3 separate regions of the Homo sapiens genome follow, and regions 1 and 2 are each linked to region 3. A link is a loop called in an ENCODE intact Hi-C map of the cell type or tissue named here. Cell type or tissue: K562. All regions are shown on one strand.

Evidence for each region. Peaks named below come from ENCODE experiments on the same cell type or tissue, not always from the same donor. Only the 100,000 strongest peaks of a DNase experiment are listed, where the experiment ranks them.
Region 1: a loop joins it to region 3, with 11 times the contacts of the local background. A loop is called at or near these places in 27 of 110 quality-filtered maps.
Region 2: it touches region 3 in a loop (10-fold over the local background); 5 of 110 quality-filtered maps call a loop at or near these places.

What each region holds. Positions count from the first base shown.
Region 1 is chr10:72,323,937-72,331,936 of GRCh38, forward strand. No RefSeq gene overlaps it. Among named protein-coding and RNA genes, the nearest start is that of DNAJB12, 27 kb to the right of the region's middle. RefSeq lists enhancers at 869-1,830, 4,642-4,841. In K562, CTCF peaks have their summits at 2,875 and 4,548 (motif pointing left); a DNase peak (open chromatin) is centred at 4,545.
Region 2 is chr10:71,776,034-71,784,033 of GRCh38, forward strand. CDH23 (cadherin related 23) reads left to right here. Exons shown (of 70, transcript NM_022124.6): 39 at 1,647-1,868; 40 at 2,156-2,275; 41 at 3,234-3,414. Among named protein-coding and RNA genes, the nearest start is that of VSIR, 6.5 kb to the left of the region's middle. RefSeq lists a silencer at 1,973-2,128. In K562, CTCF peaks have their summits at 695 and 4,873; DNase peaks (open chromatin) are centred at 788 and 4,868; H3K27me3 peaks cover 3,785 bases.
Region 3 is chr10:71,892,885-71,900,884 of GRCh38, forward strand. No RefSeq gene overlaps it. Among named protein-coding and RNA genes, the nearest start is that of LINC03139, 19 kb to the left of the region's middle. In K562, a CTCF peak has its summit at 3,718 (motif pointing left); DNase peaks (open chromatin) are centred at 1,227 and 3,717.

The DNA of each region.
Region 1 (8,000 bases), 430 kb after region 3:
GCGGGGGGATGGTCTGTGTCCCAGGCAGCAGCTCCGACACCGCTGAGCTGGGCGACCTTGGCAAGTCACTTCTCTTTTCTGGGGCTCGATTTCCTCAGTGGTGAGATCGTGGGGGTAGATTAGGGGTCTGTTTTTTAAATATTTATTTTGGCCATGGAACCCCTTCTTCAGTCACAATTCCACCTGCACTAAACAAGAGATAACAGCGGGTGACTGAGACGGGTGGGCTGGAGCCCCGGGGGCCCTCCCACTCTTACCCCACACCCCTGGGGGCCCAGGGCTCTGGGGACACAGTTTGAGAACCCGTCTTCACAGCCTGCCGCCTCTAACACTCTGTGATTTATGCCTTCAGGACAAGGATGTTGTCCTTGTTGCCTTCTCCAGGCAGCCCAGTAATTAGACCCCAAGCCCAGCATGTTCTGGTACTATCCATTCCGTGCTGAAATCTTCAAATTCTTTCTCTCTTTCTTTCCTTCCTTCCTTATTATTTTTTGAGACAGAGTCTTGCTCTGTCGCCCAGGCTGGAGTGCAGTGGCACAATCTTGGCTCACTGCAACCTCTGCCTCCTGGGTTCAAGCAATTCTCCTGCCTCAGCCTCCCAAGTAGCTGAGATTACAGGCGCCCACCACCACGCCTGGCTAATTTTTTTTTTTTTTTTTTTTTTTTTTGTATTTTTAGTAGAGATGGGGTTTCGCCATGTTGGCCAGGCTGGTCTTGAACTCCTGACCTCAGGCGATCCACCCGCCTCGGCCTGCCAAAGTGCTGGGATTACAGGCGTGAGTCACCGAGCCCGGCCAAAATCTTCAAATTCTTAATCGCTGGTTTCTGCTGACAGTGAGGTCTGTTATGCAGAGTTCAGTAGGGCCACAGGTCCCTTGTCCCTTCTCAGGGAAGGGACCGGGCCAAAACTTTCTATGCAATGGCCAACCCTGTGGGGCACTTCCAGGTGTGTGTAGGATGTTCAGTCCCCAACAGCATGCAGGAAGGTGTGACTCCCACTGGCAGACAAGGGAGGGGCTCAGGGGTCTTAGGAGGCTGGTTACTGATACCCCTGTGGATGCAGGGCTGGGTGCCTGGACAGGAGCCCAGGTCCTTTCCTGGAGCCACAGTCTGGGGCCCTGGCCCAGGCCCAGGTTTTCCCTGGCTTACTCCGGGGGTGCTGGCACCTGCAGACACCAGCAACAGAAAGAGGCAGGAGTCGATGAGGGAGGCGGAGAGGAGGGGGACTTTCCTTCTTCTGCTGGGGGTCTGGGGCGTCCTTTTCCAGGCTGAGGAGTAGGGCTACCCATTTCCCCATCACCTTCCGGCCAGGGGCAGTGGGTAGAGGAGGAGGCCGAGATTGCACAAACAGGTATGGGAGGAGGCCAGCAGCCAGGCAGCTGGCTGGGGTCGCCCAAGGGCCGTGAGAGAGTCCCCAGTGCCCGTACTGACATCAATGGCGCCCGGAGGGACTCAGTCGGTCATCTAGCAGTCTTCTCTAGCTCTCACAACAGGCACTGGGGGTTGGGAGGAGCCAGAGGTCCCTGCTCCCCACTCCACGCGTCCCTCCCAGCTGCTGAGCTGGAAACTCGAGCCAAGTCAACAGTTCCTTGAATTGTGTTACAGCCCCGGCTGCCCCTCCAGAGCTAATAATATGGGCAGCTGCAGGACATGAAACTCGATCCTCCAGGCTCCAATACCACCCCACCGCAGCCAGGCTGGCAGGGAGTGGGCGGATGTTGGGCCCAGGGTCCTGAAAGCAGAGGCCTGGGCTTGGGATCCTGGGGTGAGGCCGGGTCCGGGAGGGGCCCCGGCCCCCCCAGTGGGGTGTTTATACAAAGTTGACATGGGTCAAGCTGAGAGGTGACAGCGTGCTGGCAGTCCTCACAGCCCTCGCTCGCTCTCGGCGCCTCCTCTGCCTGGGCTCCCACTTTGGTGGCACTTGAGGAGCCCTGCAGCCCACCGCTGCACTGTGGGAGCCCCTTTCTGGGCTAGCCAAGGTCAGAGCCGGCTCCCTCAGCTTGCAGGGAGGTGTGGAGGGAGAGGCGCGAGCGGGAACCCGGGCTGCGCGCGGCGCTTGCGGGCCAGCTAGAGTTCCGGGTGGGCGTGGGCTTGGCGGCCCCGCACTCGGAGCAGCCCGCCGGCCCTGCCGCCCCGGGGAATGAGGGGCTTAGCACCCGGGCCAGCGGCTGCGGAGGGTGTACTGGGTCCCCCAGCAGTGCCAGCCCACCGGCGCTGCTCTCGATTTCTCACCGGGTCTTAGCTGCCTTCCTGAGGGGCAGGGCTCGGGACCTGCAGCCCGCCATGCCTGAGCCTCCCACCCCCTCCATGGGCTCCTGTGCGGCCCGAGCCTCCCCGATGAGCGCCGCCCCCTGCTCCACAGCGCCCAGTCCCATCGACCACCCAAGGGCTGAGGAGTGCGGGCCCACAGCGCGGGACTGGCAGGCAGCTCCACCTGCAGCCCCGGTGCACGATCCACTGAGTGAAGCCAGCTGGGCTCCTGAGTCTGGTGGGGACGTGGAGAACCTTTATGTCTAGCTTAGGGATTGTAAATACACCAATCGGCACTCTGTATCTAGCTCAAGGTTTGTGAACACACCAATCAGCACCCTGTGTCTAGCTCAGGGTTTGTGAATGCACCAGTCGACACTCTGTATCTAGCTACTCTGGTGGGGCCTTGGAGAACCTTTGTGTCCATACTCTGTATCTAACTAATCTGGTGGGGATGTGGAGAACCTTTGTGTCTAGCTCAGGGATTGTAAATGCACCAATCAGCGCCCTGTCAAAACAGACCAGTCGGCTCTACCAATCAGCAGGATGTGGGTGGGGCCAGATAAGAGAATAAAAGCACGCTGCCCGAGCCAGCAGTGACAACCTGCTGGGGTCTGCTTCCACACTGTGGACGCTTTGTTCTTTCGCTCTTTGCAATATATCTTGCTACTGCTCACTCTTTGGGTCCACGCTGCTTTTATGAGCTGCAACACTCACTGTAAAGGTCTGCAGCTTCTACTCCTGAAGCCAGCGACGAACAACTCCAGATGTGCCGCTTTAAGAGCTGTAACACTCACCGCAAAGGTCTGCAGCTTCACTCCTGAGCCAGCGAGACCACGAACACACCAAAAGGAAGAAACTCGCGACACATCCAAACATCAGAAGGAACAAACTCCAGACGCGCTACCTTAAGAGCTGTAACACTCACCGCGAGGGTCCGTGGCTTCATTCTTGAAGTCGGTGAGACCAAGAACCCACCAATTCCGGACACAAGGCTAGCAGGGCTGACACCTATAAACTCAGTGGCTGACAGAGGCTGACATCCTTAGTGACTGAACTAGTGAGGTCTGTGGGATGATAATTATAATAAGATTTTTTTTTTGAGACAGAGTCTCGATCTTGTTGCCCAGGCTGGAGTGCAAGGGCGTGGGCTCACTGCAACCTCCGCCTCCTGGGTTCAAGTGATTCTCTTGCATCAGCCTCCTGAGTAGCTGGGATTACAGGCGTGCGCCACCACACCTGGTAATTTTGTATTTTTAGTAGAGACAGGTTTCGCTGTGTTGGTCAGGGTGGTCTTGAACTCTTGACCGCAAGTGATCCACCTGCTTCAGCCTCCCAAAGTGCTGGGATTATAGGCGTGAGTCACCACGCCTAGCCTATAATAAGATTTTTTTTTTTTTGAGACGGAGTCTCACTCCGTTGCCAGGCTGGAGTACAGTGGCACAATCTCGGCTCACTGCAACCTCCGCCTCCTGGGTTCAAGCCATTCTCCTGCCTCAACCTCCTGAGTAGCTGGGACTACCAGCATGTGCCACCAACACCCAGCTAATTTTTGTATTTTTAGTAGAGACGGGGTTTCACCATGTTGGCCAGGATGATCTCGATCTCTTGACCTCTTGGTCCACCCGCCTCGGCCTCGAAAAATGCTGGGATTACAGGCGTGAGCCACCTCACCCAGCCGATAATAAGATTTTATAAGTAAATGATACAGATGAAAAGTGCCTCCTGGCCTAGCGTGTCCATGGCGGAGGCTGGAACTCCGATCTTTGGGCTCAGTGCTTCCATGCCAAGGTGGGACCAGAGAGAGACTGAGGACTAAAGACATCCACAGAGAAGCAGCTCTGAGCACCTGCGGTGGCCTCCCAAGGCCTGTCACTCACAGCCTGAACACCATGGACACACTTGCTGCCCATGTGGCCCCTGCAGTGGTGGTAGCTGGCTTGTTTGACTTGTGGCTGGAAGCAAAATTAGGGCCCACGATGCCACCTTCTGCACGCAGGCCATGGGCTGGCAGCCAGCAGATGGCAGAGCCTGCCAGAGGTGATTCCAGGGCTTGTGGCCAGGGCAGCACTGGGGCGGCCGGGGACAGAATTGGGTCTGACTCCAGGAGTGGCTGGCCTGAGTGCTGGAGAGAGCCTCCTCCTCTACCCCTTGGGGTGGTGACCTCTTCGGACAGGAGTCCGCACTCCTCTCAATGACCAATGTTTGTGATTCTCATTTTGGCCCCTGCTACATTTGTCCTTACGCAGGGAGAGGAGACCTGGGGCCTTTTCAGCAGGATCAGCAGGACTCTGCTTCCCCCCGGAGGCAGGAAAAGGAAAAAGCCCCCGCCCAGTGCCCGTCCCATGAGCGACTGCTGCCTCCAGCCACCGTCCAGCTGGATGCACACCGTGGCTGATGGCCCTGGGTCTAAGCCCTCTAAGATCTGGGAGAAGTGTCCCCCAGCCAGGGTGTGGGTTTATGGCTGCAAAGCAGCTCCCTAGGGTGACCCTGGGCAGAGGAGTAGGCGAGGCTGGGAATGCTGCAGGTGGGGACAGTGCCTCAGTGCTGATGGGCCCTTCCTTCACTCAGCCTCCCATGGAGACCCCAGGTTGTGGTGCCCAGGCCCTGGGGCTGCAGCCCTGAACCTCTTCTCCAGGGAAGCCTTTGCCTAAGAACTACACAAATACCTCCAGAACAGGATGTGAGAGGCCCAAAAGGGCCAGGCCAGACCTCCCTGAGGAGGTGGCAGGAGGTTGGGCCCTGAGGGGTGAGAGGAACCTCAGGCAGAAGGGAACCCGGGTAGCAGGGCTCCACGGTGGAGGGAGGGGCTCCGCAGGCTGCAGTCAGGGTGGGAGGGCCCTGCACAGTATGTGGGGCCAGGAGGAGTGCAGGGGAGGTTTTGGGCTGTCAGTGTGGGGGAATGAGGCCGGGCCTGGCCAGCTCCATTCTGGCCCCACTTTCTCCATCTGAAGGAGCCCGCTGCATCCTCCTGTGCTGCCAGGCACCTGTCTCTCAGGCCTCCTCATCTGAGTCCATCAGGAAAATGAGAATAATCCAGTCGAGGTAGTGGGACTGCCAGCTGGGGTCCCTGCAGGCCCTAGCCTGATCCCTGCTCTGACTAGCACGGGCTCCAGTGGGGAGCTGCACCCTGCCTCCTCAAGGAAAAATCCAGCCAGGGAGCAGCCCTGCCCTCCCTCCCTAGGGACTTTGTTTAGACCAAATTGGTAGGAGGGTGGGGAAGGTGGACAAAATGTGGCAGGCCCTCCCCTCCCCAAGCAAAGCCCCAACTCCCGGGCTCTGGGCAGACTAGCCGTGGGGTCCTAGAGAGCGCCTGCCCGCCTGCCCCTCTTCCTGCCTGAGCCCTGGACCTTTATTTCATGCCCAAGTGGCTGTGAGAGTGACAGGAGGTCCAGGCCCTGTCCCTAGGGAAATATCTCCTTACAAGGGTCTGGGGCGGGAGTGACAGTCCTGTCTGCCCTGTTACCCCCTCCACCACATGGCCTTCTCTCAGCTTATAGAGTTAGTTGCAGCCTCCCTAAGGGCAGGCAGGCCACCAAGAAAGGTTCAGAAATGCTTGCTGAGTGAATTGCTGAGTGGACAGGGTGCAGCCAGGAGTGGAGAAGCTCAGTGTCTCTCATTCATGCCTGGGAAAGTTCTCTGCCCAAGGCCACTGGGTGGGCCTGGCATGATGACAGGTACAGACTGGGGGCCTGGCCTGGGCATTGCTCCCAAATGCGCTCACTTCTGCACTCTCCGGCCTCCGGGCCTCTGCTCATGCTGGAGCACCCACTCCACCCCCACCCCAGTACTGCCTGTACCCACCTCCTTCACAAACGCCAGTTCCTCTATCAAGAGTCCCTGGCTAGAGCCTTCACAACTGCTCCGCTCCCAGGGTTTCTACTCAAGGGCAGTCCTCGTCTCAGTCACCTTGGAGCTTTCACTGCTTGGAATGGGACTTGACACCCAGTCATTGCTCAGCTAATCTTTGTCCACTAAGGACAAACAAGAAACACCCAAATGGCACTCGCCATGTACCAGGCACTGTTCTAAGTGCTTTATATGTGGTAACTTGTTTACTCCTCACAACCATCCTATGAGGTAGGTGTTTGTATCACTCCCATTTTGCAGATGAAGACACTGAGGCAAAGGGCAGTCAAATGACACAGGAAAGCAAAAACTGGCTCCCTCCACCCTTCTAGGGTCTTTGACTGTGCTAGGAATTACATGGACAGATAAAGTGGTTAACAGGAGAAAAATCATATTTAATTACGTACATAGGCATGGGAGCCCCACAAAATATGCAATTTCAAGAAAGATCACATCTTGAGCTACAGAAAAGGAACTGGGGTCCAGGATAACCTTTGTACCTTAAAAAAAAAACCAAAAAAAAAAAAAAAAAAAAAACGGGCTGGGAGCTTCTGGTGGGTGATGGCAATGCAAGTTTGGGAGGGTGAGGGGAGGAACTGCATGGTGAGCAAAAGTTGTCTCGTTATGCAGATAAAAAGTCAGTCTCGGCCAGGCATGGTGGCTCATGCCTGTAATCTCAGCACTTTGGGAGGCTGAGGTGGGCGGATCACGAGGTCAGGAGATCGAGACCATCCTGGCTAACACAGTGAAACCCTGTCTCTACTAAAAATACAAAAAAATTAGCCGGGCGTGGTGGCAGGCACCTGTAGTCCCAGCTACTCGGGAGGCTGAGGCAGGAGAATGGCGTGAACCCGGGAAGCGGAGCTTGCAGTGAGCCGAGATTGCGCCACTGCACTCCAGCCTGGGTGACAGAGCGAGATTCCATCTCAAAAAAAAAAAAAAAGTCAGTCTCTCAGGTCTTAACAGTTGTCTGAGCAGCCCCAAGAATAATAGGCAGTTGTTGTCAATGAGTCAATCCTCCTTGGTAGGTAAGATTTCCAGGAGGGAGTTCAGGACAACTTAGGCAGATGAGGCAACTTCAGAGAAAGCCCTTCCTGCACTTGCTGTTGCTCAAGTGCCCCCAGTTTGAAGTAATCAGCACACCAAAATGGCAGATTTTGGGGTGGCATTTCCTGAACTCCTTCAGGGACACCCAAGGTCACCCAGTCAGTAAATGGCAAAGATCCAGCCTCAGCCCCCGTGGGGGCTGCGAGGCTGCCTCCTGGGGATGACGTTTCCTGGTGCAGCCAGATGGATGCCCGTGTCACTGCCAGGAGACACCTACTGGAATGGGCAGCTGCTCCCTAGGCCAAGCCCATCAGATGAAGTGCCACCATCCTCAGTGTGGCCTTTTCATCCTTTTCCACCCTCCTGGACTCGGGTCTTCTGCCCACTCTACCTGACACCAGTGGGTTTGATTTCCCTGAGTGCAGCAAATTTGGGCTCAGCAACTGTTTGTAGAATGACCACTCTGCTACAAGGACCCCAGAGACAGGCACAGTTTCTTCAAGACCCTGGGCGCCACTTTCCTCCCCCAAGCCTGTTTCCTGCTCTGGGAAATGAGCTGACTTGCTCATGTCACATGGCGTGATGTCTGGTAGGGACGCTGGGTTGCTTCTGAACCATGTCAACAGTCTATTTACCTGATTCTTGGCATGGCTGTGTGCCTGCTCCAGACGCCAGGTGACTTTGTCTGGGCAATGTGGGGTGGGGATGAGGTTACAGGCAGGTCGGGTGTGTGCTCCTTGTCCCTGGAGCAGTTTTTTTTTCTCTGGACCTGGGAGCAGCAAGGGACAAGGCTATAAGCTAGTGGAGCCAGGGAGCTGGGATGCAGTGGCGCGTTCTGCCACCTGACAGTGGGT
Region 2 (8,000 bases), 120 kb before region 3:
AAACTCACCTCCCAAACTCCCTGAGCTAGAAACAACTTTAGAAATCAAGCCAGGTCCTTTATTAAACAGACAGAAAAGGTCCAGAGAGGGGATGTGACCTGCCCAAGGCCACGCAGCTCCTTTTCAAGGCTGCCAACCCTATCTGCTTTGGAAACCGTTTCAGCAAACACCCAATGCCCTCCACCCCCAAGATCCAGAGCTGCATATCAGAGGAATCATTGCCTCCTCAGGGGCAGTGACAGCCTTCTTGGGTCCAGATCCCCTGCCCATCTGTCCATTCTTCCAGTGGTAGCTCCAGAGCCAGCCAGTCCCAAGGAAAAAACCATATGCAAATTGCCTACATTGAGTTGTCTGTACCACCTGCTTTCTGTTCTCTGGCCTGGCAATGGCCTAGTCACGTTCTCTCTACCCAGACACCTTTGCAGTGATTAACACCTTATTATTTTATATTAGTCACTCATTATGATTTGTATTAGTTAGGGTCCTGGCAGGAAACAGATGGCACACTCAGAAAGGGTTCAACTGAAGAGAGTTTAATACAGGGACTGTTTAGGAAGGCTGGTAAAGCACCCAGAGACTAGCACCAACCACAGGAAGCCACTACCACTCACATGTCCAAAGGGAAAGAAGAGGAAGTGATGTTCTGGAGCCCAGTGAAAGCTGGTGCTATGAAAGGGGGACCCCTGTCCCCAAGCAGGAGAAACACAGCCATGGGCAGAACCGCAGTGAGGAATGGAGGGAGTGTGGAAGAAACACCCCCGCCTCTTTCTCCCCACTGCTTTCATCTTCAGCCAGGGCCTCCCATTGGCCACACCCAGCAGGAAGCTGGATAGCAAGGGAGCCAGGGTAAGGCAGTTAGTCCACAGGGGACATCTTCCCAGGTGGAGAAAGGCAGGAAGCAGGAGCAAGAACCATTTCTAGTTGATTCTTGAGTGCTGATTGCCGAGTTCTGATTAGCTGAATATTACTTGTGGTCCAATTGACTCAAGCATTGGCAGAGATGGCCGATCACAGGAGAGTATGTTGTAGAAGCTGTTCTTGGAATGAAGTTATGTTCTGTGAGTCTTATTTTTCACAGGTCAACAAGTTCTGCCCACGAAATTGCCACAAACCCAATGTCCTCCTTCTGGAAATGCTGAAAATATGTATTTCTTTCATTTACATGAACAATAGATGAAGGTTAAATATGGCATTGGGCCGAGTGCCTCACATTCTTGCCTCTTGTAGTCTGGCAGGACATATAGGCTCAATAAGACACAGGCCCTCGTAAAGCTCTGAGCTGGGGTGACTACCAGGGTTCATCCCATATGCCAGTCTTAATCACTAGACCACTGTGCTAACAAGGATCCCAAGTTTGCATCTGGCCTCAGCAGTTCTGTGATTGATTAGTGATGTCTGCTGGGGGTCGCAGACATAGGAGTGGTGGTGCCAGTGCCATCTTGGACAGAGCAGTTACCTTACTTGGCTTTTGGTGGAGTTTTTGAGCTTTCTCTCTCTACCAGCCTGTGACCCACCCCCTGCTTTCTTCTCCTTGCCCTTTCTGTTTGAGTCACATGGAGTGAGTTCAGCCCAGGAGAACAGCCATCTGGATCCACCTTGGTCCCTCTGGCCACCTGACCAAGGACGTGACCCACTCTTTTCCACAGGCCACCACGCACGTGTACGTGACCATTGTGGATGAGAATGATAACGCGCCCATGTTCCAGCAGCCCCACTATGAGGTGCTGCTGGATGAGGGCCCAGACACGCTCAACACCAGCCTCATCACCATCCAGGCACTGGACCTGGATGAGGGTCCCAACGGCACAGTCACCTATGCCATCGTCGCAGGCAACATCGTCAACACCTTCCGCATCGACAGACACATGGTCAGCAGCTGATGGCAGGATCAAGACAAGGGGCGAAACCTATCCAGGGATTGGCAAGGAGTTCAGTGACACTGGAGGGGGATGGAGCAAAGATGCAGTCTAGGGGAAACTGTGGGGGCACTCAGTGTGGGAGGATGAAAAGTTTGGTGGAGTGGAGCCTGGGCTAGGGGGTGGCAGTGGTTCCCCATCACAGCTCCAATGTCAGGGCCTACTTCCCAAATTGGTCAGAGGGTGCTGCAGACCTACCACCCCTAGATCCATCCTTGTCCCTTCCCTGTGTCCCCCAGGGTGTCATCACTGCTGCCAAAGAGCTGGACTACGAGATCAGCCACGGCCGCTACACCCTGATCGTCACTGCCACAGACCAGTGCCCCATCTTATCCCACCGCCTCACCTCTACCACCACGGTGGGTGCATGGGACACAGCCCCAACTTGGGCTTGGAGGTTGGCGAAGGATGGGACCCAGAAAGCTCCGATGCGGGAAGGGGTTAGGGGAAGATTGTCTGAGGGAAATGCCTAAATCCAAGACCCCTGTCCTAATCTCAGCAACTCACTCAAACTTGCTGTGTGACTTTAACGAGGTCACTGAACTTCCCTGTGTGGCTACATCTGTCAGACAAGTGACAATACCTGCCCTCCTCTCCTTCATGGGAAAACCATGAACTCTGGGTTTCAAGTCCTTGCTCTTCCACTTTCTAGCTGTGTGACCCTGAGCAAGTTGCTTAACCTCCCTGCTTCCATTTCCTCATCTGTGAAAGGAGGACAATACAAACTATGTTTTAAGGAGTGAGAGGAGTAAATGAAACCACGTAAGACAACCACAGTGCAGCAACAAATAGAAGTTTATGGGCAGTACTATTATTATTTTTTTGAGACAAGTTTTCACTCTATCATCCAGGCTGGAGTGTAGTGGCTTGATCACAGCTCACTGCAGACTCGACCTCCTGGACTCAAGAGCAATCCTCCCACCTCAGCCTCCCAAGTAGCTGGGACTACAGGCATGCACCACCATGCCCAGCTAATGTATTACTCTTTTATTTTTTGTAGAGGTGGGGTCTTGCTATATTGCCCAGGCTGGCTCTGCCTCAGCCTCCCAAAGTGCTGAGATTACAAGTGTGAACCACTGTGTCTGGCCAATAGCATTTTTATTAATATGATGATTGTGCCCATAAAAGGCTTTGGCAATAATGATAACTCATCCACATGCATAGCTTAAAAGCCCCACCCATATCCGACTTCCCATATGATTCCTGCATGGGCCTCATGAGGCAGAATTATCAGGTCCATTTCACAGAGGAAGGAACTGAGGCCCAGCACAAAGCTGGCTGGGGTGAGGCCTTGGCTAAGCTTTTCCACCATCTCAGGTGCTTGTGAATGTGAATGACATCAACGACAATGTGCCTACCTTCCCCCGGGACTATGAGGGACCATTTGAAGTCACTGAGGGCCAGCCGGGGCCCAGAGTGTGGACCTTCCTGGCCCATGACCGAGACTCAGGACCCAACGGGCAGGTGGAGTACAGCATCATGGATGGAGACCCTCTGGGTGAGTGGGGCTTGGGGCATGCCACCCACAGGGTCTCACCTGCACACCCGCTCAGGGGAGGATAAGAAGGGAGGTCTCAAGGCATTTGGCCTCACCATTGTGTGATTTTGTCCTCTCTGGGCCTCAGTTTCCCCATCTATGACAATGATGGAAATAATCTTCTCCCACCTCTTATTCCCAGAGATGTGGCGAGAACACCCTATAATCTGGGAACAAGGGCTGGTGGCCTTGGAGGGACACAGACTCCTTTAAGAACATGATTAAAAAATGCCCTGTTGCATACCCAGAGGAAGGGCCCCAGGGCAGACGAGGGAAGCACATCCTTACAGTGCGTGCAGAACACAGCCCCCGCCCTCAGGACCACAAACCCACACACCAAGGGAGCGCCTGGCTTGCTCTGCACATCTCATAGTCACCCATTCACAGCCCTCTCCTTGGATGAAGAGCAGAGTTTGCCTTGGCCTTGAGGGCAACTTCTCAAGTCCATTTTCACTCATTACTATAGAGTGGGAATCCCAGATCCAAAGGCGCCAGCTAGGGTCAGGCAAGGAGCCTTCGTGGGAGATGGTGTAGGAAAGAATCAGGAGCAGTGGGGACTGCGCAGCCACAACTCAGCTCCTGCCAGTAGTAGCTGTGTCCAGATCCCAGCCTGGGAGTACCTGGGCCCATTTTGAAAAGAAAAGCAGAAATCCAAATCTTTGTGAAACATCCTGATTTTTTAATTGGTCGTGCAGGAAATATTTCTTGAGTACCTCCAGTGTGCCGGCCATGTTCCAAGAGCTGGGGATACCAAACAGATGCAAATCCCTGCCCCGTAGAACGTACGTTCCAGTTGGAGGACACGGGCAATGAACCAACTGACTAAGTAGATGACTTAGTATACTGGGAGGTGCTAAGGGCTATGGAGAAAAATAAAACCAAGCCGGAGGATGGGGAATGCCAGGGTGAAGGCAGCAATTGTAGGTTGGCAAAAACCTGAAGGAGGGCAAAGGTGAGTCAAGTGACATCTGGGGAAGAGCATTCCAGGCAGAGGAAACAGCAAGTGGAAAGGCACTGAGGTTGGAGCATGCCTGGGATGTTCACAGAGAAGCAAAAAGGCCTGCAGCTGGGGGAAAGTTGAGCAAAGGGAAGCATAGGAAGAAATGAGACCAGAGAGGTAATGGGGCCAGATGTTGTCGGGCCTTGAGGGGCATCATGAGGGCGTGGCTTTTGCTCTGAGGTGGGAACCCTAAGAGGGCTTTAAGCAGAGGAGAGACATTATTTGACTTAGGTTTCAGCAGGACCACTCTGGTTCCTGTGATCAGAACAGACTGTAGGGGTGAAGGAAAAGGAGCAGGGAAGTCGGATGGGAACCTGCTGCAATCACTCAGGCTAGAATGAGGTAGCCGGGAGAGGGTGGTGGCATCACCACCAAAGGGAAAGAGGTGGCCACCTCTGGTGTAATTCAGAGGTGGAGCCAGTAGGATGTGCTAACTGATTGGCTGTGGGATGTGAGAGAAAGTCAAGGTTTTGGCGTGAGCAACCCAAAAGATGATGGCGTTGCCATTGACGGATGGAGGGCTGCAGCAGGAGGTTGTGGAGGGAAAGGAGGGTCGGTTCGAGATACCAGGTAGAGGTTGCGTATACAAGCCAAGAGTTCAGGAGAGAGGTCTGGGCTGGAGACGGGTATTTGGGAGTTGTCAGCATAGAGGTATTTAAATCCAGGAAACAAAGAGCGGTGCGAAGATTCAACAGTGAACCCAAGCCTCGCTTGCAATTAAGAGGCTGGGGGAAAAAACAACAACCTATATATGGAGGGCCCAAGTGACAGAATGAGAGCCCCTGCTGCCCAGAGCTTATGAGGGGTCACTCTGTTCGGACATGCTACCCTTTCGGATCCCAAAGTCTCCTCTCTGGCCAAGCACTAGGCCTTCCTCTTTGGAAACCAGCAGAGCAAGGGCCTTTCTCTTCTGCTGTTTTCACAAACACAGAGATTTTGTAATTTTATGGGAGTCCCTGGAGCACAGGAGGATGCCGGCACCTGGTGGAGAGGCAGGTGCTGGGTGAGCAGCTGAAGCCCCTCCCCATGAGGGGCCCACTCTGCACCCCAGCCTCAAGGCACAGAGCACACACCTGTGCTCCAGCACAGTGCAGACCTCCATGCCATGGCCTTTAAGCCACAAGCGAAACTTCCTGGGTTCAATCCACACGTGATTGGGATGAGCCTTAAGAATTTGGGGCCTTGTGGGGGAGTCCCAGCAGACTAACAGGCAGGCTCTCAAAGGAGTGAGAGACGCCTAGGAGTTTCCTAAGGCTGACCTGGGTGGGAGGCTTCCTCCCCCAAGGAAGGAAGAGTAGACATTTAGAGCCCAAAGATAACTTTGGGGTCTCTGAGCGCCACCCGCATCTCAGAAATGATCAATGAAGGCCCAGAGAGGTGAGGAAGGCCTGATGGTACTGCTGACATGGGTCACGACATCCATTTCCCACATCTCCTCCCACCTCGGGGTTCATGTTGGTCACTGAAGGGTTGACGGATGCTACAGCCAGCACCGCTGTCTGGAGAGAGCTGGTTTCACAGTGCACCACTGCATGGAGGGACGTGCCTGGGACCCCAGCTTAAAGGTCACCTTCCCAACACTGCAGCCTGAGGCTGGAAGGCTGCTTTCTATAGGGAGACAGATGCCAGATTTCTGAGCACTTACCAGCCCCACTGAGCCCTTAGGAGGAGCTGTGTGCTCAAAGAAGAGCTGGGAGACAGGCCACATGCACTTGAGCCTCTCCCGCCAGCGCCTGCCTTCTCAGCTGCCCTTTCTGGTCACACCCATTCCTTGGACCCCTTTCCTACATCCTCACCCTCCCTGAAAGCTCCCCGTTCCTTCAGAGGCCTGCCTGGGCTCCCTTTCGGGATCAGCACACACAAGGTGGGCCAGGGTTTGTCCAGCATCAGCACAACCCCAAGGTGGCATCTCTCTATTAGCCCATTTTTCAGATGAGAACATCAAGGCAAGGCTCCTTAACATGCCCAAGGGCACACAGGCATGAAGTCCAGATGCAGACCTAGATATGATTGGACGAAAGCCTAGGCTTTTAACCTCCTGTCTCCAGGAGTTGTGGAGGGATGGGGAAGTCTGGCCCCAGAGCAAGCTGCCAAGGAGAAGAATTTGCACAGGGGAACTAGGCTGGCCCAGCCCCCAGCCCCTCAGGCCTGCCTCCCTGAGCCTTCAAGGGAGTGGTGCTGGTGTCTCCTCCTGGCTTTGGAAGGAGAGCAAGAGGCCCTCTGCCTGCATATGGCCGGGGCTTGAGACAGGGCTGGGAAACACCTAGAAAGGGAATCCCCAGTTCTTTGGAGACCTTGGGGTGTCATGCTCAGGAAATCCTGCTTTAAGCAGCTTCCACCCCCCAGGCAGGGTGAAGCCTATGGGACGGGAAGAGCCTGGGAGCGGAAGGGCTGGTGGGAAATCCCAGCTGCAGGTGGGACTGAGAGGGGCTGTTTTTGTACATCAGAGTGTTAGGAGCTGGGGACAGGGAATTGTGAGGTAGGATGTGAAGAGACAGGCAGAGAAAACTGTGGGGGCGCCTGGGCCCCTGTCCTTGCCATGCCCTGTGAGCTGTGTGCTTCCTGCTGTCTGTCCCAGAGCAAGTCAGTGCCCCATTCTGGGCCCTTCCCCCTAAGTATTCAAAGGGAAAGTGAAGGAGGTAACTAACCTTCTCTCCATTCCATTTCCTGGGGGAATGCGGAGAGGTGGCCTCTCTTCTGCAGGCTCTCCCAGTTCCCTAGCTCACATCCCCTCAACTTTCTTCCTGCCAGAGCCACAGCCCCCACCATTCTTGCCTCTCCAGCTGGGCTCACGCTTGCTCACTGGTTTCCTTCCCCCTGTCTCTTCTCTCCACCCTCCGTGTTCTCACCCCGCCCCGGTCAGCTCTGAGTGGTGCTGTCTGGAAAGAACACAAGTCCTGTGCGAGGCAATGGGTTAAGACCCAGAGTGCTGGGTTTGAATCCTGGTCTGTCATTCACTTGCTGCAGGAGTGCAGACAAGTGGTAACCCTCCCCTGGGCTCCCAGTTCATTCTCCAAAGGACACAAGGGACTGGACGGTCTCTGGGCTGCCTTCCAGGTCAGCATCTGAGAATCTGAGGTTCTTGCTCTGGACTGTCAGACATCGGGCCCTGCAGCCCAGCCAAGAAAAGGATTCTGGGGCCACAGGGCCAGCGGGGCTCTTCAGAAACATCAAGGAAAGGAAATCAGGGTCACCACAGGTGTAGGGAACCCACTCTGCTTTCCAACTATAGCTCAATATGGGGACTAAATAGAGGGCACTGGGGGCTTCCCTGCCCCTCATCCGTCCCCTTCTGCCTGCCCGGTGCCTGCGCATTCACCATTAGCAAAGCATTGCTTTGTGGTCAGCTCTGCCCTTCCCAATATCCTTTTTTACAAGCCATGGCATGTGGGATGGATCGTACATTGCGAAGCACCTGATGCCTTCATTGATCAAGAGTGCTTAGACAGTGGGTGCTAGTGTAGCAAGAAGCCCCCACTTTTTCAACATAGCCATCTTACCCAGGTCAGTCTCTGGCCTGCCTGTGGCCCAGGGAAGGAAGCTGCTT
Region 3 (8,000 bases):
AAACTCCGCCTCCCGGGTTCAAGCGATTCTCCTGCCTCAGCCTTCCAAGTAGCTGGGATTACAGGCATGCGCCACCACGCCTGACTAATTTTGTATTTCCAGTAGAGATGGGGTTTCACCATGTTGGTCAGGCTGGTCTTGAACTCCTGACCTCAGGTGATCCACCCACCTCGGCCTCCCAAAGTGCTGAGATTACAGGCACCCAGCCTATTTTTTATTTTTGAGACAGAGTCCCACTTTGTTGCCAGGCTGGAGTGCAGTGGCACAATCTCGGCTCGCTGCAACCTTCTCTTCCAGGGTTCAAGTGATTCTCGTGCCTCAGCCTCCCGAGTAGCTGGAACTACAGGCGTGCACCACCATGCCCAGCTAATTTTTGTATATTCAGTACAGGCGGGGTTTCACCATGTTGCCCAGTCTGGTCTTGAATTCCTGACCTCAGGTTATCCACCTGGCTCGACCTCCCAAAGTGCTGAGATTACAGGTGTGAGCCACTGCACCCAGCCTTTTTGCATATTTTAAAACATACTCTGAGAACACAAATGAATGGAAGATTGGACTTTGTTTTGTAGGGAACTTCGCCAAGAGTTTAACCATTTCAGAGAATCACAGCACTGATAGCGGCTTCTCTCCCAGGTTCAGGTCACCAAAACAGCATCCTCCACCATCGGCGTTGGTGGCTGGGTATCTGTGATGCTTCCCATGCAATGTGAGCAGCTGCCCACTGAGTCCCGGAGTCCTAAGACCCTTCCCTCACAATCCTAAGACAGTATTGCCTTTTCACTGTGATGGCATTGGTGACATAAAAGCCACTGTGGGCAGGGTGCAGCGGCTCGCACCTGTAATCCCAGCACTTTGGGAGGGTGAGGCGGGCAGATAGCTTGAGCCGCAGAGTTTGCCCAGACCAGCCTAGGCAACATGGCAAGACCCCGTCTCTACAAGTAATAATAATAATAATAATAATAATAATAATAAAATTATCTGGGCATGGTGGCACGCATCTATAGTCCCAGCTACATGGGAGGCTTAGGTGGGAGAATTACTTGTGCTCGGGTGGTAGAGGCTGCAGTGAGCCGTGATCGTGCCGTTGCACTCCAGCCTCAAAAAAAAAAAAAAAAAAAAAAGCCACTATGGGTGAAACTGCTGGAACTTCAGGAAGCAAGGCAGTGGCCACAGACTAGGCAGGTCTCTGTGCACTCCCCTAGATAAGCACTTGTGGGGACAAAATATGCCTGTGTCACTTAAGTACATACCCTTTTGATCTCCTGTGTGATGAAGCAGGGATGCACACAGAGCGCCTGCTCCAGAGCAGGGGACTGGCTCGCAGAAACAACTTGTCAGAGGTGGAGCCACGCGAGCCTCTGGTCCAGGGAACACAGTTTATCTTATTTTTTAAATTAATTAATTAATTTATTTATTTATTTATTTTTGAGATGGAGTCTTGCTCTGTCACCCAGGCTGGAGTGCAATGGCTCGATCTTGGCTCACTGCAACCTCCGCTTCCTGGGTTCAAGCAATTCTCCTGCCTCAGCCTCCTGAGTAGCTGGGATCACAGGCACACACCACCAGGCTGGGTAATTTTTGTATTTTTAGTAAAGATGGGGGGTGTCACCATGTTGGTCAGGCTGGTCTCGAACTCCTGACCTCGTGATCTGCTTGCCTCTGTCTCCCAAAGTGCTGGGATTACAGGCGTGAGCCACTGCGCCCAGCCGAGAACACTGTTTATACGGGAAAGAACGACGAACAGACACATGATGGGTATTCAGATCTGGGCATTTGGCAGACAGACATTTTCTCATAAATGAGCAAAGTGAGCCTGTCCCTTCAAGAAACTGAAGCATTTGTTGCCAATGATAAAGTTGGAACTTGGAGCTTTCAAGGGAAAATTAGAATTTTGGAAAATTTGTGTACACCACCACAAGCTTGACAACTTCTCAATATTTAAAGATTTTTCTGATGCGATGGATGGCAGTGCTAACAAATGCTATTTTTTGACACTGTTCAGTGACATGTCATCTTTTGGGAGATGTATGTGATTTAATGGGTACAAAATTTCAAAGAGGCCACATGATGCTGCACATCACATGTAGGTAAAACAGCCATTCACGGTACAAGATAGGCCAGGCACAGTGGCTCATGCCTGCAATCCTAGCACCTTGGGAGGCTGAGGCAGGCAGATCACTTGAGGTCAGGAGTTCGAGACCAGCCTGGCCAACATGGTGAAATCCTAGCTCTACTAAAAACAGAAAAATTAGCCAAGCATGGTGGCATGTGTCTGAAATCCCAGCTACTCAGGAGTCTGAGGTGGGAGACTCACTTGAACCCAGGAGGTGGAGGTTGCAGTAAGCCAAGATGGTACCACTGCACTCCAGCCTGGGCAACAGAGTGAGAGTCCTTCTCCAAAACAAACAAACAAACAAAAGTACAAGATAGGCCCGTGCATTTTAATATAATAAAGCATGAAATGTTCATTGATATGGGTTCAGATTCTACATTATAATCAACCTTAAAGAAACAATTGCTTGTTAAGTTTTGGCGTAGCATTAAAGAAGAATATTCACAATTATCTGAAAAAGCTATCAAAATACTCGTCTTTTTTTCCAACTCCGTGTTTGCGGGAGGCTGGATTTTCTTCAATCAAAACAATATATTGCGGGACGCAGTGGTTCATGCTTATAATCCCAGCAGTTTGGGAGGCTGAGGTGGGCGGGTCACCTGAGGTCAGGCGTTCAAGACCAGACTGGCCAACATGGTGAAACCCCATCTCTACTAAAAATACAAAAAAATTAGCTGGATGTGGTGGCGCACTCCTGTAATCCCAGCTACTCGGGAGGCTGAGGCAGGAGAATCACCTGAACCTGGGAGGTGGAGGATGCAGTGAGCCAAGATCACAACATTACACTCCAGGCTGGGCGACAAGGGCAAAACTTTGTTTCAAAATAAAAAAATAAATAAAAATTTTAAAAGCCCCAACATATTGCAACAGACTGAATGCAGAAGTAGACATGAGGCTCCAACAGTCTTTAATTAAGACAGTTGCTTGAGAGATTTGCAAAAGTGTAAAACAATGCTGTTTTTCTCACTAAATTTCTCTTTGTTTTGGAAATGAAGGTATTTTTCGTAAAAATATGTTTATGTTTACATGTAATGAGTTCATTATTACTTTTTGATAAATTAATAAATATCTGGGTCCTCAATAATTCTTTTAAAAATTTTTTTATAATTTAAAATAGAGATGAGGGCTGGGCTCGGTGTCTCGCGCCTGTAATCCCAGCACTTTGGGAGGCCAAGGTGGGCAGATCACTTGAGGTCAGGAGTTCAAGAACAGCCTGGCCAACATGGTGAAACTCTGTCTCTACTAAAAATACAAAAATTAGCCGGGCGTGGTGGCTCATGCCTGTAAACCCAGCTACTCGGAGGCTGAGGCAGGAGAATCGCTTGAAACCAGGGGGCGGAGGTTGCAGTGAGGGGAGATCACCCCCCTGCACTCCAGCCTGGGCGACAGAGCAAGACTCCTTTTCAAAAAAACAAACATGTAGCAATGAAGCCATTAAAATAATTTATTTTTTATTTCTTTTTCTTTTTGTATGAATCGACTTTGGATAAGAAAAAAATCTACTTTTTAAAGAGCTGGGTTTGTGTGGTGGGACACCTATTGGGTGCAACAATGTGGAGAACACTGCCCTCTGGCGGTCACTCCCAGTATAGTACCAGAGAGGTGGGGAAGCTTCCCTTGCTATTCTAGGACTGACCATGAGACGGCAGAAGAATACAGTATTTGCTTCTTTTCTATTTCTATTATACTTGCTTTTCTTTTTCTTTTCTATTTCTATTTGCTTCTTTTCTATTTTCTGTTCCTTCTTTTCTATTTTTTTAAATTTAAGTGTAGCTAAGGGGACTCACTATGTTGCCCAGGCTGATCCCCGACTCCTCGGGTCAAGTGACCCTCTCACCTTGGTCTCTCAAAGTGCTGGAATTATGGGCATGAGCCACCATGCCTGGCCTAAAACCCTGTTCCTAATCTCTAGGTTGGTCCTCAAAGCCTCACACTCAGCCGGGTGCCCAGGGATTGGGGCAGGAGTGACCTCACAGAGCTGCCCACAGTAATGATGCCTGAAGTGCTCCAGCTAGCAGGCTAAGCCTTGTCTTCTCTGCCTCCACAGCAACTCATAGCAGCCCTAGGGAAGGCCACATCCCAGACCCCTAAACCCAGAGAGACAGAACGCAGACCTGGGTGGCAAGGACTCAGTAAGTTATTGAGTGCCAAACCGGGCCACCACTGTGCTTGGCTTTAGGAAAACTTGACATCTATAAAACTTTTAATCTCTAGTAGGTGCTCAAAAAAGCCATTCACTCTTTCATGTAACCAAGAAAAGATGTTTGAGCACCTGCAAAGTGCCAGGCACTGTCCTAGTCACTGAGGACACAGTGAGAAGCAAAAGGGGCCCAGGTCCTGCCCACATGGGACTTATAATTTGGTGAGGGAACAAAAAAAATTTAGTCTCAAAAAACCAAAGTTTGGTTAGATGCTGTGAAAAAGGATGGGGTTCTTTAAGGGCACCTGAGAGAGGGGTCTTGTTTTTCCTGGAAGCCAAAAAGAAGCATAAAGGTTGATACGGTTTGGACGTTTGTCCTCCAAATCTCATGTTGAAATGTGATTCCTGGCTGGGCATGGTGGTTCATGCCTGTAATCCCAGCACTTTGAGAGGCCAAGGCAGGCAGATCACTTGAGGTCAGGAGTTCGAGGCCAGCATGGACAACATGGTGAATCCCCATCTATACTAAAAATACAAAACTTAGCTGGGCATGGTGGCACGTGTCTGTAATCCCAGCTACTCAGGAGGCTGAGGGAGGACAATAGCTTGAGCCTGGGAGACAGAGGTTGCAGTGAGCCGAGATTGTAGTGAGCCGAGATTGTGCCACTGCTCTCCAGCCTGGCTGACAGAGCAAGACTCTGTCTCAAAACAAAACAAACAAACAAAACTACCTCTTAACTTAGTCCCCTCGCATTTTTTTTTTTTTTTTTTTGAAACAGAGTCTCAGTCTGTTACCCAGGCTGGTGTGCATGCAGTGGCACAATCATGGCTCACCTTCCACCACAGACTACAAACATGTGCCACCACATCCGACTAAGTTTTTTTTGTTTTTTTTGTTTTTTGGGGTTTTTTTTTTTTTTTTTGTAGAGATGGGGATCTCACCATGTTGCCCAGTCTGGTCTCAAGCTCCCAAGCTCAAGTGATCCTCTCATTTCGGCCCCCTAATGTATTGTCATTCCAGCCATGAGCCATGGTGCCCAGCATCTCCTGCTTTTTAACTTTGTTTTTAAAAGCTTCTTGATTTTTGTTTCAATTTAATACTGTCTTGGCAACTTTTTAACTTTTTGTTGTTTAGTCTCACTCTCTTGCCCAGGCTGGAATGCAGTGGCCAGATCTCAGCTCACTGCAACCTCCACCTCCCAGGTTCAAGCGATTCTCTTGCCTCAGCCTCCCGAGCAGCTGGGATTACAGGTGCCCACCACCATGCCCAACTAATTTTTGCAATTTTAGTAGAGACGGAGTTTCACCATGTTGGCCAGGCTGGTCTCCAACTCCTGACCTCAGGTGATTCACCCATCTCGGCCTCCCAAGGTGCTGGGATTACAGGCATGAGCCACTGCGCCCAGCCCAATTCTGCTATTAAAGGACTCTGATGCATTCTTCAGTATGCCAATTGCATTTTTCAGCTCCAGAAATTCTGCTCTGGATGTTTTTTAATTATTTCAATCCCTTTGTTAAATGTATCTGATAGAATTCTGAATTCCTTCTCTGTGTTATTTTGAATTTCTTTGAGTTTCCTCAAACAGAATTCTGTCTGAAAGGTCAGAGCTCTGTTTCTCCAGGATTGGTCCCTGGTGTCTAATTTGGTTCATTTGGGGAGGTCATGTTTTCCTGGGTCATGCTGCTAGCAGATGTTCTTCGGTGTCTGGGCATTGAAGAGTTCAGTATTTATTGCAGTCTTCATTGTCTAGCCTTAGTTGTCTTTTTTTTTTTTTTTTTTTTTTTTGAGATCAAGTCTCACTTTGTCACCCAGGCTGGAGTGCAGTGGTGCGATCTCGGCTCACTGCAACCTCTGCCTTCCGGGTTCAAGCAATTCTCTGCCTTAGCCTCCCAAGTAGCTAGGATTACAGGCGCCTGCCACCACGCCTGGCTAATTTTTGTATTTTTAGTAGAGATGGGGTTTCACCATCTTGGCCAGGCTGGTCTTGAACTCCTGGACTCGTGATCCACTCTCCCCAGCCTCCCAAAGTGCTGGGATTAGAGGCGTGAGCCACCGCGCCCAGCTGTACCCGTCCTTCTTAGGAAGACTTTCCAGATATTGAAAGGACTTGGGTGTTGTGATCTAAGCTGTATCTGCTTTAGGGGGCACCCACACCCAGTAACACTGTGGTTCTTGCAGACTCATAGAGGTACTGCCTTGATGGTCTCAGACAAGATCTGGGCGAATTCTCTGGATTACCAGGCAGAGACTCTTGTTCTCTTCCCTAACTTTCTCTCAAATAAATGGAGTCTCTCTCTCTGTTCTGAGCCACCTGAAGCTGGGGGTAGAGTGACACAAGCACCCCTGTGGCCACCAGCACTGTGACAGTGCTGCAGACCCAAAGCCAAGACAGCAATGGGTCTTGCCCAAGGCCTGCTGTAACCACTCCCTGGCCACTGCCTATGACAGTTCAAGGGCCTGGGGCTCTGCAATCAGCTGGTGGCAAAGCCAGCCAGGCCTGTGTCCTTCCTTCCAGGGCAGTGAGGTCTCCCAGGCCCTAGGCAGGTCCAAAGATGCTGTCTGCAAGCCAGGGACTAGAGTCCAAAATCTTACAAGTCTACCTGGTGTTCTATTGTACTGTGGCTGAGCTGGCACTCAAATCACAAGACACAGCCCTACCCGCTGTTCCCTCCCCTTTCTAAAGGCAGAGGAGCCTCACCCCGTGGCCACCACCACCACAGGCCCACAGGGAGTTCTGCCAGAGTTCCCTTAAGGCCCAAAAGCTCTTCAGTCAGCTTGTGGTGAATGCTGCATGGCTGGGACTCACCCTTCAGGGCAGTGGGCTCCTCTCTGGCCCAGGGTAGGCCCAGAAATGCCACCCAAGAGTCAAGTCCTGGAATTGGGGACCCCAAGAGTCCACTTGGCACTCTACCCCTCTGTGGCTGTGCTGGTTCCTAAAGTGTAAGACAAAGTCCCCTTTACTTTTCACTCTGCTTTGCTCAAGTGGAAGGAGCCTCACCCCACAGCCACCACAGCTGGGAATGTGCTGAGTCTCACCTGAAGCCAGCAAGTCTCAGAGGCTCACTGAGGCCCTTGACATAGCTCCTGGGCATCGCTGCTGGTTATTCAGGGCCCAAGGGCTCTTCAGTCAGCAGGGGGTGAATGCTGCCAGGACTGGCTCCTTCCCTTCAAGGCAACAGGTTCTCTTCCTGCCAAGGGTGTGTATAGAAATGTCATCTGGGAGCTAGGGCCTGGAAGTGGGGTCTCTGACTAGTGCCCTATCCTGCTGTGGCTGAGCTGGTAGTCAAGATGCAAGACAAAAGTCCTCCCCACTCTTCCCCTCTCCTCTCCTCAAGAGGAGGGAAGGGGTCTCTTTTGGAGCCATGAGCTGTGCAGCCTGGGGTTAGGGGAGGGGTGATGCCAGCATGCCCTTGGCTGCCCCAGCTGATGTCTCAATAGGTCATGTGCCCTGCCCCCCAACTGGCTGAGTGATTTTGAGTGACCTTGAACAAGTCATGTCACCACTCAGAGACAGATAATGGGTATGAATCACGCATTCATTCAACAAACACTTCTTGGGAGCCTGTCGTTGCCCAGGCCTGTTCAGGACACTGTGCAGGTAGCCTGGAGCAGGACTCTCGCTCTGTTTCCAGGCTTTCCAGTCTAGTGGAGAATCTGGACACAGACATGAACAGGTGGTCACGCTACTGTAGTGTGCACAGAGTGACCCAGCATGGTAGCCTGGGGGACATAGGCGCTCTTGCAAA